Linked DNA regions of Mus musculus: region 2 is linked to region 1. Evidence: chromatin loops called from intact Hi-C (ENCODE). Cell type or tissue: left cerebral cortex. All regions are shown on one strand. Links, peaks and the distances in the headings refer to the core of each region. The heading gives the core; the rest is flanking DNA.

Region 1 (5,382 bases), core at 325-5,324:
GTGTCCTCGCCCTCTTCTGGTATCAGGCACACATGTAGTGCACAGGTATACATGCAGGCAAAACACCATACACATAAAATAAAAAATTTAAAGTACATAAAAAATAAATCAAAAAAATACAATCAATGTATGCCATTATATTGGACAAAATGGAAAGGCTGAAACATTCCAAGCACTGGCAAAGACAAAAATAAAAATGGTGTGGGAATGGGGATTCTACGGGATCCTAGGAAGGAAGCGAGCTTGCAATTGTTCTATGACCTGAAAATAGTTTTCCTAACTTAAACTCCAGACAAATCAAAGGCAACTTTCTTCTTCATCTTCTAGCTGTATGAGAAAGATCCAGAATAGTCAAAAGATTAAAAGTTTTCACCTAAAACCAAAGTGTACCTGTAAATCAATCATGGGGCTCCCGATGCGCCTCTTCCATCCCGCTGTCTTCAAAAGAGATGATAGCACAGCCAGCCCACCCAACACACCCAACGCAATCTAAACAAAAAAGAAGACAGAAAAAACAACATTTAGAATACACTTCCTCTCATTGGTACTGAAAACCCCTGTAAACCGAAAGTGACATTTTCTCAAACACTGAAGGGGGAGCGCTTGAAATGACATGGGAGCTGAGAGAGATTCCATTGGCTAAGTTTGGGGGAAACTGAGCAAGAAAAATGAATAGCAATAGAATATAAAATCACCCAAATTAAATATCCATGAGATCATACTGACTTAAACAAAAAATTGAATAAATAATTTGTGAGGGCAAGGGTAAAGTTTTGCTTTATAATAAAGTTCCAATTTATGAGTTCAGAAGAAAGGAAAGAAACACAGCAGGCAAACGCCACCGCCGGGATGCTTTCTGCAGACAGGCATCCCAGTGGGCACCAGGGTTAGAGGGCAGCAGCTGTAGAGATGGCTCAGGAAGTGCTTGCCGCACAGTTGGGTCCCCAGAACCCATGTAACACCCACATAAAAAGCAGTGTCCTGTGACTGCAGTCTTAATGCTGCAGAGGTAGAGATCGAGGATCCTTGAAGCTTGCTGGTCAGCTAGACATGCCAAATCTGCGAGCTCAAGGTTCAGTGAGAGACTTCTCTTAAAAAAGAAAAAGGTCTACAGATCTATAGAATCTATAGATTCACACACACACACACACACACACACACACACATTTGACTCCAGACACTGAGCAAGGCCTGATACATTCCTTTGGCATCTTTAACAAAACTACACAAACTCAATTTAATCATGGGAAACTTCCAGAAAACCCAAATTGATGGTCAAAAAATGCTAACAAAGTATCATGGCCATGAAAGACAAAGAAACACTGGAGCACTGTCACGAACTGGAGGACATATGGCAGATGTGACAACTGAAAGCACTGTAAAATCAGAAAAGCGATAGAGACAAACTTGTAATCTGTAATAGCAAACATTATGCAGGTAGGTCTACGTCACTGTCAATTGCCTGGTTACTATCACTGCATCATAGGGAAGCCAGGACAAAAGCACATGAAAATCTACTTTCACAACTTTACTAATGTTCACATTTTAAATCTGAAAAATGAATGTAAATATTTAACAAGTTAAAAGGTACTCACATCTGTGTGCACAGATGCGTCTCCTTGATTCATCTCATACTTCACTGAGAAGGAAATCTGGGATTGTAAAGAGAACAGATCAGTCAGACTAAAATTCAGTACCATACACCTATGTTCATAATAAATTTGTGGCCAGATCTTGCCAAGAGCGCTATATTTTTAACGGTCCCTATTACGGATGTTGGCCTTTATTCACACAGAGAGAGATGCTTTTTTTGAGAACTTTTACACTTCACTAAATTTCTCTCTTGAACATGCATGAGAGGAAAGAGGGTTTCTTGGGAACCCAGGTCTCTGGCAGTAGTCCAAGCCAAGTTAATCAGGTTTCACTTCCAGACAAGCTTTTGTTGCTAAGACATATGATTGACCTTGTATCACAAGTTTATCAACCGTCCCCTAAGAAGGCAGAATACTCAAATGTCTGAACAGGAATCCTGTGGACTGCATGGCATTACAATACAAGAGAAAGCACTGGTGCTCACAGAGACCAAAGGGACCGTCACAGGCCCTGTGCGGGCTTAAGCTGGGTCCTCTGCGTATGTTATGGTTGTGTAGCTGAGTGTTCGTGTGGGACTAACAGCGGGAGTGTGTGGGGGAGATATTCCTGATGCTTTTGCTTGTGCTTGGGACTTTTTCCTCCTCTGTGTTGCCTCACTCAGCCTTGATAGGAAAATTTGTGCCTGCCTTTTTAAAAGGTAACTGAGGAGGAGTGCATCTGGAGAAGAGGGGAGGTGTGTGGGGGACTGGGAAGAATGGAGGGAAGGGAAACTGAAAAAAGATACAGGAGACAAAACTGGCGTATGAGAGGTGGGAGAGGCAGTTCCTTTGGCTTTCTCAGGGTTACAGAAGAGTGAGTTCGGGGAAGGATGGCAGAGTCAGGAGTGCATTGTCAGAAGTAGAGTACCAAGGTAAAGATGGCTGACCTTCCTGGGAGATTTTCAGGGAAGACCAAAGTCAAGCTCTGGAGTGGACGCAATGAGTGAAGTGGTTGGGAAGTGGAAGGAAAACAACCAGTGCAGGCTGAGGAGCTCGCAACACCGAGGAAAGAGCTGGCTGGCTGTTAGCTGCTTTAGTGTGTTTTTAAGGTGAAGTACCCCAAGAGTTTTATAAGCGAAGGAAAGGATCTATCAGAGATGCTGTCTGAAAGGGACATCACACAGGCACAAGGTTAGCTGAGGAGGGGACAAACAAGACCAGGAGACAAGGTGCAGAGTCCTTTCTTAGGTGGTAAAGAGGAAACCCAAGGGAACTATTGTTGATTGCTGACCTGCTTGGTGAGTCAGGAAGTGGACCCAGCTGCTGAGGCTACCGAGGACATGTCACATATGTGAAGGACAGCTGGGTGCTCAAAACTCAAACACAGCCTTTGTCAGGGCTGTCATAAGGAATGTAAGAGGACATAATTATACTTTAATTAAAATGTATTATAATTTAAAATTATCAAACAACTGTATATTTTCCATTTACAATAAATTTGAGGTGAGCCTCATCAAATCAAGGTAGTTCATTACTCTAAATTTCTTTTTCTTCTATCTTTAATATTTATTGATTGATTGCGTGCACGTGCATGTGCGTGTGTGTGTGTGTGTGTGTGTGTGTGTGTGTGTGTAGGGGCACATGCATGCCATGTCACATATGTGAAGGTCAGAGAGGACCACTCTGGGTGGTCAGTTCTCTCCTTCCACCATTAGGCTCTTCTGGTTTTGGAGCTGTGCTGTCCGGTGTCTGCGGAGCACCCTAACCCACTGAGGAACCAGCTGGCGCTCCTCTTTTATTTCTTATATTACAGTTTCTCAAGACTTAGTTTGTAAACTATGGGCAATAATAATATTTAAAGAAAGAGTGCTTGTGTTAAAATAAATGTACTCACTAGGAAATTTTAATGCAGGATCCTGTAACTTGGCATGTTTCTGTATTGTCTTCTCCAGTACTAGTGTATGTAAATCCAGTGAACAGAAACTGATCTGACCTAATTGTTTTTAGTACTACAAATGAGGAAAAGGTCTCATGTACGTTGTATTATGTCCCTCTTTTTGCAGTGGTTCTCAGCCTGTGGGCCATTACCACCGCAGGGGTCTCATATCAGTTTATTTATTTCCAATTCATAACAATAGCAAAATTAGTTATGAAGTAGCAACAAGAATGATTTATGTGTGTCTTTGAGCCCTACCTATGGCAGAGAGGGGGCTCATACACTCACATACACTCACACAACATGAGGAAGTGTATTAAAGGGTCGCAGCGTTAGGAAGGTCAAGAACCATGGCTCTTTTATGAGAGCCTGGTCACAAGCAGGGCAAGAGCACCACACCTGCTAAGCAACACAGAAGACTATTAATATAGATAATAATAAAAAGCAGAATGACAGACATGAAAAGTTATTAGTGAGTGCTGGTGATAAGGAAAGCTTGTTTCCTTCTTCCCATGTCCCAGAGGACAGGTGATCTACAAATCTCCAGAAGAAAATAAAGCACCCAGAATTTCCTGTTTCACTCTGTCCCTCTCTCGCTCATCTGTCCTCCGAGCAGGAATGCTCTCTCCGAGGGACGGACCGAGGGAGGCACTGGCCATGTGTGACCAGGGTTTTCCAGGGTTATTCTTTGGTACAGCCTGCCTTTTGGGTGTACGAGCTCTCTGTCCTTCATAGGTGGGCCCTCTTGGACACTGAGGGCCTTCACTCTTTAGTGAATCAGGGCTGCAGGTCCAAACTTCATTTTCTGGTTCAACTTTATCCTGCTAGTTACAAAGCTGATGATTTTCATCTGTCTGTCTGTTGAATCATCTCTATCAGCTGCTGATAATCCTTCCACCGAGACACGGAAAGAATGGCTCAGTGGTCAAGAGTGCATACTGCTCCTGCAGAGGACGACCTGAGTTCAATTCCCAGTTCCCAGGCTGAGTGAGCCATCGTCAATTCCACCTCACTGCAGCTCAGTTACAGGGGAACCTAATGGCTCTGGTCTGCATGGGAGCCTGCCATCACTTGCCGCCCCTCCCCCACTACACATATACTACTAATAAAAAAAAATGTCATTCACTATTGTTTTTTAATATTCAACATCCTTAAGAGCTCAGCTTCTCTCTTTTATTAGACACCAATAATTAAGATTTGAATATATAAGCAAAGGGATTTGTTTAAAACTTTAAAAAATATTACCTTTTGACCAGGATAAGCTACAACAACATTTAAGTAGTATTTATAAATACAAGGGCACTGAATAATGAAGAACTCACCTTCGCAGACTGGCTATGAGCATTTTTGATGTCAATGTCACTGTAGGCAATGGTAAGTAGGGGAGTGTATATGTTTCCATTTTTTGTGTTGGGTACAAGGCGTATGCTGTTAAAAGAAAATATACTCAAACTTGTAAATATATTTAACATTTTAGGCATATATCATTTCTTTTTAATTTGTATAGACTGTCTTCATGTTTTAGTAAGGACTAGAGGAGGCTCTGTATAAGCTAAGAGTTAAACCATAGTTCATTCTCATTGGTTAAAAACTTTAATACTAAAGTATACCCCAGGAGACAAGATCTAGGCTCTGAGATGTACATATGAAATAACAGAAGCACTATGAAACACACTTCAGGAACATCAGAAAGAGCTATACTACATGACACCTAAACAAAAGCAGATAAAGTGTGGATTTTCAGATAAGAAAGATGAATTTTTACCAAAACACATGTTACATTTAGTTTTGTTTCAGTATAACTTGGCAACTACAGAGTATTAGTACCATAGAGTTAGTGAGCCCAAAAAGAAAAATGCCAGCATGGCCTCACCA
Region 2 (5,382 bases), core at 163-5,162, 530 kb before region 1:
CCTTTATTCGGGTTCTGCAAAAACTGAACAGTATTTTGACGCAGCCTTGGAGGCTCCATGTGAACATGGGGACTACCCTGCACAGAGTCACTACCATTTCAATGGCTCGCTGCACGCTCACTCTGCTTAAAACTATGCTGACAGAGCTCCTGCGAGGCGGATCCTTTGAGTTTAAGGACATGCGTGTTCCTTCAGCACTTGTTACTTTACACATGCTCCTGTGCTCTATCCCTCTCTCAGGTCGTTTGGATAGTGATGAGCAGAAAATTCAGAATGATATCATAGATATCTTACTGACTTTTACACAAGGAGTCAATGAGAAGCTCACGATCTCGGAAGAGACTCTGGCCAATAATACTTGGTCTTTAATGTTAAAGGAAGTTCTCTCTTCCATCTTGAAGGTTCCGGAAGGCTTCTTCTCAGGACTCATACTCCTTTCAGAGCTGCTGCCTCTTCCCTTGCCCATGCAGACCACGCAGGTACCACTTCATATCACATGCATCTTGTCATGACTGCAGTAGCTCCTTAGTAATGCCAGGGATGCTGGTCAAACCCAAGCAAGCCTTCGTCCTCCTCCCCAAAGACAGAGTAACTGAGCTGAGGGTGAGATGAAACTGAAGCGAGTTGGAAGTGTGGGGTAATGTTTGAAATGCCTTTTGTGAAGCGAGTTTTATCATGTTGTTATGTATACTTGTACTTATGTTTTCCTGTTACTGCAAATCTTTTTTCTCCCCTTATCATGTTTTTAGAATTTGCAAATTAGATCGCTTCATCAATGGACTCTGCTCAACTGACTGCCAACCTGAGAACAATACTTTTTTTTAGACCTGTTGGATTCAAACAATTGTTTAATTGTAATAGTGTAATAGTGAATTATGTTTTAAGCATGCAGTAAAGGTGTTCTTTTTATGACAGTTCTTCCTGAACAGTTTTGCGACTATAATAAAAAAAAAATCTATGTACACACACATTATACTTTTTTAACAGGTTATTGAGCCACATGATATATCAGTGGCACTCAACACCCGAAAATTGTGGAGCATGCACCTTCATGTTCAAGCAAAGTTGCTCCAAGAAATAGTTCGTTCTTTCTCTGGCACAACCTGCCAGCCCATTCAACATATGTTACGGCGTATTTGTGTTCAATTGTGTGACCTTGCCTCTCCAACTGCTCTTCTGATCATGAGAACTGTGTTGGATTTGATTGTAGAAGACTTGCAAAGGTATTTTCATTCCACCTTAAGAAGTTTTCCTCAAGTTACTCTTGACACAGATAACCTCTTTTACATAGTTTGGAAACTAGGGTTTAGTAAGCCTAGATAACATGTGGATGTATAAATACACACACACACACACACACACACACGCACACACATACTATAATATATGAAAATTATTTTTTTAGAATGCTTTATCTTCTCATTTCATGTGTAAGTCATGTTGAAGGTCTTGATTGGGGTTTTTACTTAAATTTCATTATAGCATAATGCTTGCTTGTGTGCATGTACATGCTCATACATGTATGGTCAGGACTTTATATAGTTGCTTTTTTCTTTCCTTCTGTATGTGGATTCTGGGGTTGAACTCAGGTCATTAGGGTTGTTCTATATGAGTACCTTTATTTCCTGAGTCACCTTCCTGCCCCAGTTTTGCAGTTTTTAAAAGGTGAAGTATAAAGAACTACTCTGACTTGAAGTATATTATTGAAATCCTGAAATTATAAAATTTTGCAGTGACTATAAGCTTCTGGAAAAAAATCATTATATCAAAGGAATGAGGTGTATGTTTTATACAAAATTTGTGTGAATATATAGAAAATATGAAATTGTGTTTAAAATCAAGAACCTTGTTTACTGAACATATTGATTTTATTTCAGCACTTCAGAAGATAAAGAAAAACAGTATACTAGCCAAACCACCAGGTTGCTTGCTCTTCTCGATGCCCTGGCTTCACACAAAGCTTGTAAATTAGCTATTTTGCATCTAATTAATGGAACTATTAAAGGCGATGAAAGATATGCAGAGATCTTCCAGGATCTTTTAGCTTTGGTGCGCTCTCCTGGGGACAGTGTTACTCGCCAGCAGTGCGTGGAGTATGTCACATCCATTTTGCAGTCTCTCTGTGACCAGGTATTCATTGCTTTTATTGTCATCGTTTGTGTTGGTGTAACTCCTGTCTAGTAATTTTGAGAGTAAACAATGCAGCTTGCTCATGGTGTATTACTTTTGGGTTATTTAGGAAGTTTGGTAAGTAGAGGAAAAGCAAATTAAGTTGGTGCATGGTAGTTTTATTTGGCTTAGCTTTTGGGTCTCTGAGAAGATTTTCCTTTTGTAGTATTTTTGCCAACCTGGGTAATAGCTTTTATGCAAAAGTTTCAATACTTTTTATGGCTGATTAATATTTACTGTGTTACTTTTTTTCCTAAGTACATCATTTAGTTTTATAACTTTGACTTTGGTTGAGTTAATTTGTTGGTGTCTTGTAAGGATGACTTCTTTGTATGGTTAGTCTTTTGTATCCCTGACTAGCCTCAAACTTGCTAGGTAGCCATGGCTGACCTTTAATTCCCGATATTAATTCTCCCGAGTCCTAGGACTGCAGTGTGTGCCTCCAGGCCAACTTTGTGAGCACGGCTTGGAGCAGCAGGAGTCACTGCAGTGAATATTGCAGCGATGCTTGCAGCTGCTTTCCATGCTGTTGACTTGTTTATAGGGTCATGAGACAGGGGTTCTCCTTCCATTGTTTGGAATCTTTAAAGAACATTTCCATGTAGTAACACATTTTTAACTAGTCAGAAGGCTCATGCCAGCTAGTCATCAGATGTGATTTTTTTTTTCCCCCAGAGAGAATATTTTTACTAAGAGCCTGTGTTGGCTAATGAAAGTGCAGTTTGGTTACATTGAAGACTCGGGCACTTTTGCTTGTGGCTTGTTTTCAGAAGTGGTAGATGATAACTGTGGCCCTGGTTGAAAGCTTAAGGCCTCTGTGATTGGTGCTCATTAAGTAACTGAGTCCCAGGACTGTTGACCCCTTGCTGCCCTTTTCACTCCCTTCTGATGCAAATCTGTATCTACACGCCCCTGAAAGCCCAGGAGACTTCTGAACACTGCTGTATGTGTAGTTAGCTCCACTTGCTTAACACTAGAAAACTTGAGGGTTTCTTTTTAAGATTTATTTATTATATATGAGTACACTGTAGCTGTCTTCAGACACACCAGAAGAGGGCACCAGATCTTATTGCAGATGGTTGTGAGCCACCACGCGGTTGCTGGGATTTGAACTCAGGACCTCTGGAAGAGCAGTCAGTGCTCTTAACTGCTGAACCATCTCTGCAGCCTGAAAACTTAAGTTTTAAAAGTTAAAAATTAGAGGGAGACATTTAACTGGAGATTGTGCCTAAAGTTTGTTTGCTTTGTCCATGCCTTTTAATGAAGTTTTAAATTCTGATGTTGATAAATTTAAGATTTTAGCCAAAAAAATTTATTTCTAGAAGCCTCTATAATCTAAAAAGGAGTGTGAATCAGTTAATAGTAGACTGATTTAAAGTATTTTACAAAACAAAAGCAAAAACATTTTAAAATTGAAACTCTGTCCTGATCAGTTCATTATAAAGGTCATTCTTTTTCTTTTACTGTAAAGTATAAATATGTCAGCGAATTTCATAAACACATACAATGTGTTTTGATCAATTCCACCCACCAGTTCACCCCAGTCCTAACTCTTGTCTCCTTGCCATTATTATCTTGCAATCTTGTGTGTTCCTCCCCCACCCCCAACCTACTGAGTCCATTTAGTGCTCCCAGCATATACATGAGTGTAGGGCCATCTCACACATCAGGGGCTACCTCCCTGAAGGAAACTGACTGTCCCAGCAGATGACAGCATGTTTGCATATACTGTGCTTTGCTCAGCCCTCCTCTGCTCCTCTCCTGCCACACTCCTGCCTGGATTCATACCCTTTGCCTGCGTGAGTCTTTGTTCCATCTTCACATCTCATGTAGTATTAATATTATGTTCCCCAGGCCTCTTCCCTATGTGAGTGCCAGTGCTTGTAACTGCTGAGCCCCCAACAACATTTTAATGAGCTTGTTGCTAAGTATTAGTTGGCGTGTGTTCAGAATCAGTGGATGGTGATACTCATTTGGAAATGTTCTCCCTGCCCCCAGGACATTGCACTCATTTTGCCAAGCCCTTCTGAAGGTCCTGCCTCTGAGCTTGAACAGCTCTCTAACTCCCTACCAAGTAAAGAGCTGATGACTGCAATCTGCGACTGTCTGCTGGCAACTCTAGCCAACTCTGAAAGCAGTTACAACTGTCTGCTGACATGTGTCCGTACAATGATGTTTCTTGCAGAGCACGATTATGGATTGTTTCACCTGAAAAGGTAGGCTTTGGAGATTTAATATACTATGCCCCACCCACCCCTCATTTAGTTAATCCCTACTTAATATTGAAGGTTCGAAGTATGACCTCTTTCACAGGGAAAATTTTGTTTGTGGCTGAGTCTCATTGGCAGATAGTAATGGATTTTACAGTCTTTTCTGTCTGAGATCTACTTTCTGAGACTTATGAGTGGCACTGTTATAAGTCTGCATAAGGATTTCTGGGTGCACTTGAAAATTTATTTCGGGCCGGGCATGGTGGCACACGCCTTTAATCCCAGCACTTGGGAGGCAGAGGCAGGCATATTTCTGAGTTCGAGGCCAGCCTGGTCTACAAAGTGAGTTCCAGGACAGCCAGGGCTATACAGAGAAACCCTGTCTTGAAAAACCAAAAAAAAAAAAAAAAAAGAAAAGAAAAGAAAAGAAAAGAAAAGAAAACTTATTTCTTTTGGCTAGGTATCTCAGAGTGGGATTACCTGGTCATGTGGTAGGTGACTGTTTAAGGAATCTAAAGCTGCCAAGGTGTTTTCCAAAGTGTATCTCCTATTTGCTCCATTTGCATTAGAGTCCCAGTGACTACTTAGGTTCATCAGAACTTGGAGTCATCAGGGTTGTTTTGTTTGTCTTATTGACATGGCGCCTTCCTGTGTTGCTCAGGTTGGCCTCAGACTCGTGGGCTTCAGCCCTGCAGGCTCAGTCTCCAGAGTAGTTAGGATGAGAGACATGAGAGACATGCCACCATGTCCTGAGAGACATGAGAGACATGCCACCATGTCCTGAGAGACATGAGAGACATGCCACCGTGTCCTGAGAGACATGAGAGACATGCCACCGTGTCCTGAGAGACATGAGAGACATGCCACCGTGTCCTGAGAGACATGAGAGACATGCCACCGTGTCCTGAGAGACATGAGAGACATGCCACCGTGTCCTGAGAGACATGAGAGACATGCCACCGTGTCCTGAGAGGCATGAGAGACATGCCACCGTGTCCTGAGA

Evidence for each region. Peaks named below come from ENCODE experiments on the same cell type or tissue, not always from the same donor. Only the 100,000 strongest peaks of a DNase experiment are listed, where the experiment ranks them.
Region 2: it touches region 1 in a loop (3-fold over the local background); 2 of 42 quality-filtered maps call a loop at or near these places.

Annotation. Positions count from the first base shown.
Region 1 is chr4:12,056,926-12,062,307 of GRCm38, forward strand. Tmem67 (transmembrane protein 67) reads right to left here. Exons shown (of 28, transcript NM_177861.5): 14 at 4,830-4,935; 15 at 1,596-1,652; 16 at 391-489. Gm52723 (a long non-coding RNA gene) reads left to right here. Exons shown (of 4, transcript XR_003955369.1): 4 at 4,387-4,836. Among named protein-coding and RNA genes, the nearest start is that of Gm52723, 12 kb to the left of the region's middle. In left cerebral cortex, for the core only: no CTCF peak of the experiment used is centred there; a DNase peak (open chromatin) is centred at 2,237.
Region 2 is chr4:11,526,661-11,532,042 of GRCm38, forward strand. It overlaps Virma (vir like m6A methyltransferase associated), which reads left to right. Exons shown (of 24, transcript NM_001347055.1): 13 at 1-479; 14 at 988-1,223; 15 at 1,878-2,130; 16 at 4,168-4,385. Among named protein-coding and RNA genes, the nearest start is that of Gm35693, 29 kb to the right of the region's middle. In left cerebral cortex, for the core only: a CTCF peak has its summit at 3,210 (motif pointing right); no DNase peak of the experiment used is centred there.